Regions from separate parts of the Homo sapiens genome. Here region 1 is linked to region 2. Evidence: chromatin loops called from intact Hi-C (ENCODE). Cell type or tissue: Caco-2. All regions are shown on one strand. Links, peaks and the distances in the headings refer to the core of each region. The heading gives the core; the rest is flanking DNA. Region 1 has its middle 53 kb from the start of LINC02563. Region 2 has its middle 160 kb from the start of RGS9.

Region 1 (2,909 bases), core at 320-2,819, 110 kb after region 2:
CAGAAGGCAGATGCTTCAACATCGGGCTCAGCCCTGAGCTGGGAGCCATCCCGTGTCTTGGGTGACACAGCACCACACCTTCGCCCCCATGCAACCACTCTGCAGTCCAGCCGGGACTCGGCCCCGCTTCCTAGCTGGGCAGAGAATACCCCTAACATTTGCAAATCAAATGCCTCATTCAGCTCCTCCCAGTTGATGACCATGGAGATGCTGGAGGACAGATGGGCCACCTGTCAAAAAATCTCATCAGGGGAGAGACAGTCAGGAGGGAAAATGTCATCTGCTTAGAGGAGGTCCTGGCTCAGCTGGGGTCCAAGTAAGTCAGTCTGCTGAGTCCTCCCCTCCAGGCATTCCCAGGAAAACTGAGTAGGCTATGGCCAGTCTCTGGGCTTATTCTGTTCCATGGGGGATGTCGGGGGTAGAGTGGGTAGGGGAGTTTCTGGCTGGGGACATCTACACTTTTGGGTCCCCCCACCCCCACCAATGTCCCAGCTGTAAGCCTCTCCAGAAAACAAGGCCTTCCTGCTTTTCCCTAGGCTGTGCCTCCGAGCCCCTCCACAGACCCCAGGGAGGGGGAGAAGGGGGCCCTCAGGCACATGGCCTGCAGCCCATCCATCTCAGCCCATCAGGCAGGCAGGGCTGAGCTGCATCTCCCCACCACTCCCACCCCCCAGCTGTTGCCATGACAGGCCTCTGTGCAGTGGAGATCCAGGCAGCCCAGACACTGGTGGCCAGGGCACGGAGGGTCAACGCCGTGGCTGGGGCAATGCCATATGCCAAGGCCCGCGGCTCCGGGCTCTATCCACCAACAGTCGCCCACTGGGACCCCTCCAGCTCATTGTTGAAGCAGCTGGGGGGCGGGACATTTTATGCTTTGTTGAGAGATAGTCTGCCTTTTTCATCTCTTCCCTAGACCTCTGGCCCCCAACAGAGGCCTAACTATGTTCAGCCCAAGCGCACCAATTGGCTACGAGCCGGGGCTACGTGAGGGCAATGTTGATGCGGCCAGGGTCGCAGAGTGGAGTCAATGGTCCACACCCCCCACTCCCACCCAGGCCCAGAATCTAGCCCCCACGAGCAAAACTCAAGTTTGACAAATTCCCACAGCACAAGCGACCCAACCCATCCGAATTCCAAACCTGTACTGTAATTTCTCCACCCTTATATTCTGTGTGTAGGAATCTGATAAAACAAAAACTCAATCACTCCCACAAACAATGCCTGCTGCCCCATCCATTCAGGGTAACAGATCAAAGGCACCAAGGACAGACAGAGTCATAAACATCAATCTCAATCCCCCAAGAGCTTTATCCCTGGATCTCCACCCCACCCATTACAAACGTACAAATGTGGTCTGGAGGCTCTGGGATGAGTTTCAGGACAAGTGTCTTTACTTTCTGTGCAAGCTGGCCAGGGGAAAAGTTCTAGGGAAAATAAGCTTGTCAAAGTCAATTTTTAAAGGCTTGCTTGTAACTGGAGTGAAGCTTTTAGTTTTTTCCTTCCTTATAACTTAACTTTTAGCCAATAGGGAAGTTGCCTGGCTAATAGGTAAGTTTGTGTCAGTTGGGGCTACAGGAAACTACCTATTACTATCATTTTTAATTTTATTCACTCATTAAGTATTTCTGGAGGGGTTTCTTTTTTTTTTAAGACAAGGTCTCACTCTGTTCCCCAGGATGAAGTGCAGTGGCGCAATCTCAGCTCACTGCAGCCTAGGCCTCCCGAGCTCAAGCCATCCTCCCGCCTCAGTCCTCCAAGTAGCGGGGACTACAGGCGTGAGCCACCATGTCTGGCTAATTTTTTAATATTTTGTAGAGATGTGGTCTCACCATGTTGGCCAGTCTCAAACTCCTGAGCTCAAACAATCCTCCTGCCTTGGCCTCCCCAAAGCACTGGTATTACAGGCATGAGCCACTGAGCCCAGCCAGGGTTTCTTTTTACATAAGCTCAGAAGGACACCTACTAGAGTTCAGAACCCACTCTGTTTTATGTGAATATAATATTCCACTCCTCAGAGGGCCGTTACAGCAGTGGGTCACTCTAATTGCTATACTGCCATGAGAGTTTCTTTGGGGAGTCCAAGCGACACATGAGAACTAGAACTTGGATAGACCTGGATTTCAATCCAGCACTGCAATTCATTATCTGTGAGAGCCTTGATCTCCTCTTCTATAAACCTTATAGGACTGTTGTGAGGATGAAATTGTCAATAATTATAATGGCAAATTCATTGAATTCTTAGTATGGACTAGGCATGGTGCTAGGCACATAAACCTTTCTTATTTAATCTCAACTACACTATGAGATAGGTATTACCATTATTTATATTTCAAAAATGAAACAGGAACAGAGAGGTCAAGCAAGGTGCACAAGATCACACAGCTACCTAATGGTGTAGTTGAGATTTGAACCCAGACAAACATGCATGAACATAAAATTACAATGTGGAGAACAAGTGAAAAAAAGATGGACCTGTGCTATCTGATACATGAAGACAGCACAGACAGAACATGTCCACCATCACAGAAGGTTCTACTGGGGGCCAGGCACAGTGGCTCATGCCTATAATCCCAGCACTTTGGGAGGCCAAGGCAGGCAGATCACCTGAGGTCAGGAGTTCAAGAGCAGCCTGGCCAACTTGGCGAAACCCTGTCTCTACTAAAAATACAAAAATTAGCCGGGTAGGGTGGCAGGCACCTGTAGTCCCAGTGATTCAGGAGGCTGATGGAGGAGAATCGCTTGAACCTGGGAGGTGGAGGTTGCAGTGAGCCAAGATAGTGCCACTGCACTCCAGCCTAGGTGACAGAGCAAGACTCCATCTCAAAAAAAAAAAAAAAAAAAAAAAAAAATATATATATATATATATATATATTACATGAAACCTCAGTGTATTCCATAAACAAAAGTGC
Region 2 (2,909 bases), core at 304-2,803:
TTGAGGACACTCTGGTATCAAACTGATCTTAATAGACTGTATCACTCCTTAGCTTTGCATCTTTGTTCAGTTAATTTTTTTAAAGAGATAAGGTCTCAATCTGTTGCCCAGGCTGGAGCGCAGTGGAGTGATCAGGGTGCACTGTTGTTGAATTCCTGGGCTCAAGCAATCCTCCCTCCTTAGCCTTCCAAGTAGCGGGGACTGTAGGTGTGAGCAACCATGCCCAGCTATTTTAAAAATGTTTCTGTAGAGATGGGGTCTCACTGTGTTGTCCAGGCCGGCCTCAAACTCCTGGGCTCAAGTGATCCTCCCATTTCAGCCTCTCAAAGCTCTGGGATTGCAGGCCTGAGCCACCATGCCTGGCTAATGTTTTTCATTTCTTTAGCTCTTCTTCACTCTTCAAATGTCTGAAAGACTTCTGTGTGTTTTAGATCTTCTGTAAACACTGCTTATTAAGTTTGTAAAGTACTTGCCTTATGTGAATATACTCACTGGAATAACTAGAGAGCGTATTTTAAAGTGAGGGATCATCCTCCCACATTGGAGAGAGATGGTGATCTATTTAAGCTTCTTGCTATTCCCTAAAACCTCCACACTGTACATGCCACATCTGTGGATTCAGAAATATTTCTTAGTTAGTTTAATGGGGAATGCGGCCCCCATTCAGAAGAACAAATCCAATGGGAGTTGGTTCTGGTAGAGACAGCTGTCCACCACAACTATGCATGGCCGGGCCCAGCCCAAATGTCCTTCCCTCCGCTGATAGGGGTCTTGCTGGCCATGGTGGCCCCCAGTCTTTGGCAGCACATCTGAGGAACAATCTCCTTTGCTGTCTTTTAGGTTAGTGATTTCCTACGAAGCGGCTGTCCCCTCTTCTGCATCCAACTTGTCGCTCATTATTTGAACCGGCAAATGATGGCAATTAACCAGAATGGGGGCCTCATTTCTCTGCATCAAGTGGTGCCAGCCTTGGATGAGGAGTTGTAAACCTGATTCAAAGGGAGGGAGGAGAGACAGCGTGCCCAGGAGGGTGGGCCTTCCAGAATCACACGCCCCACATCAAATAACAAATCAACCTGCCCTAAGCGGTTATTTCTCTCTATTTGCATTACAGAAAAGCCACCCTCCGTTTATTTGGCTGTGAATGGCCCTGCCTCCAGCCTTCCTGGCAACTTTGCCAAGCTGGGATCAGCCTCGTGCAGGGGGCTGGTGCTTTGCCGTCAAAATTACCCCTTCCCTTTTGCTTCTGTGTTCAGGGCAGGACAGGAGGAAGACGAAGGTCCTCCCAGGCCTTTTTTAGGGACCCGTCCAGCTTGGCCTAAAAGCAGCGAAGAACCCACAGGAAACTCTACCAAATGGTTCTGCTCACCAGGCTCTCGGTGGAATGGGGGCCCTGAGCCACGTTCCTGGGTTTCCAGGGGCCTGTGCTCAGAGCAGCCAGTAGGTGTCTCCATCACACACTATTCGAGGACTCGCACCAGAGCAGACGTAGATAAGGCCTTCAGCTCTTACCCAGGTTGCTCAGGGAGGCTCTGGGGGTTCCTCAGGCACTGTCTTCTTGGGAGGAAGCAGGAGAGGGCATTTTAGGGATTGGGAGAGGAGCGAAGACTAGGCAGGCAGGACCAAGTGTGAAGGGATGGAGGGAAGGGCAAGTGCAGGTTTGCACAGTGGAAGAGGAGCTGGAAGGTGGAGCAATTCCCGCTGGGGAAAGGTGGGGAGAAGTGGGGAGGGAGGAAAAGGCTGAGGGCAGGCAGGATTTACAGAGGAGTTCAGTACACAGCCCCTGGAGGAAGGGCTGGGGCTGGGTTTGCACTGAAGTTCTAGCTCTTACTGGCTGTGGGGCTTTAGGAAAGTGATTCAACCTCTCTGCTGCCACTCACTCATCTATAATTGAAGACCCTACTACCACATAGAGGTGTTGGGCTATTTAAGTGAGAGTCCACATGAATAGTGCCTGCCGCCTAGTAAGCACTCAGTACATCTGAGTTATTTCTTATTAATTCGACAAGATGTTCAGGAGAAGCTGGTGCAAACTTGCGTGGCTCCTGCCCCACTTGCCCGCTCCTCACCCCCCCTTAAAGAAGCAAGAGGAGGCTGGGTGCGGTGGCTCATGCCTGTAATCCCAGCACTTTGGGAGGCTGAAGCGGGCACATCACTTGAGGTCAGGAGTTCAAGACTAGCCTGGCCAACATGGTGAAAGCCCGTCTCTACTAAAAATACAAAAATTAGCTGGGCTTGGTGGCAGGCACCTGTAATCCCAGCTACTCAGGAGGCTGAGGCAGGAAAACCTCTTGAACCTGGGAAGCGGAGGTTGCAGTGAGCCGAGTTCATGCCACTTCACTCCAGCCTGGGAAACAGAGCGAGACTCTGTCTCAGAAAAAAAAAAAAAAAAAAAAAGCAGCAGCTGGAAAACTTGGAAGCCAGATCTATTCAAACCAGCAGGACCTGTGGTGATGTTACTCAAGGGGTCCCTAAGGGACTGGCACAAGTCAGGGTGGAGCTATTATTTTAGTGGCATCATAGATGACAAGGGGATCCCCAATGATGGAAAGCAGCAAATGACTGCTCAGCTTTGAAGAAGGAAATGAGAGCAGACCAGCCTGTTAGCCAATGGCCAGCAGGCTTAGCCTTCTTTGAGAAGATGCTAGAATTGAACACCAACTATCTAAGGGACACAGGGGTGATGTAGCTTAGGGACAAAGAGCAGGAGCTCTGCTATAGTAAAGGCCTCAGCTCTTTGTCCCTAAGCTAAATAAATACTAAGGCTATAACTGGTTATGTGGCTGTAGGGCAAGTGACTTCAACCACTACAGTGCCTACTACCCCCCATGAGGGTGTTGTAAGGATCCAATGAGTTAGTATGTGTGAAGGGCTAAATAAATGAGGACTATTACTGTGAGACAGGAGGG

The links. Hi-C counts contacts between places; a loop is a spot of excess contacts. Peaks named below come from ENCODE experiments on the same cell type or tissue, not always from the same donor. Only the 100,000 strongest peaks of a DNase experiment are listed, where the experiment ranks them.
Region 1: a loop joins it to region 2, with 2.4 times the contacts of the local background. A loop is called at or near these places in 4 of 110 quality-filtered maps.

The regions. Positions count from the first base shown.
Region 1 is chr17:65,402,600-65,405,508 of GRCh38, forward strand. No RefSeq gene overlaps it. Among named protein-coding and RNA genes, the nearest start is that of LINC02563, 53 kb to the right of the region's middle. In Caco-2, for the core only: no CTCF peak of the experiment used is centred there; a DNase peak (open chromatin) is centred at 1,262.
Region 2 is chr17:65,292,924-65,295,832 of GRCh38, forward strand. No RefSeq gene overlaps it. Among named protein-coding and RNA genes, the nearest start is that of RGS9, 160 kb to the left of the region's middle. In Caco-2, for the core only: a CTCF peak has its summit at 1,422 (motif pointing right); a DNase peak (open chromatin) is centred at 1,478.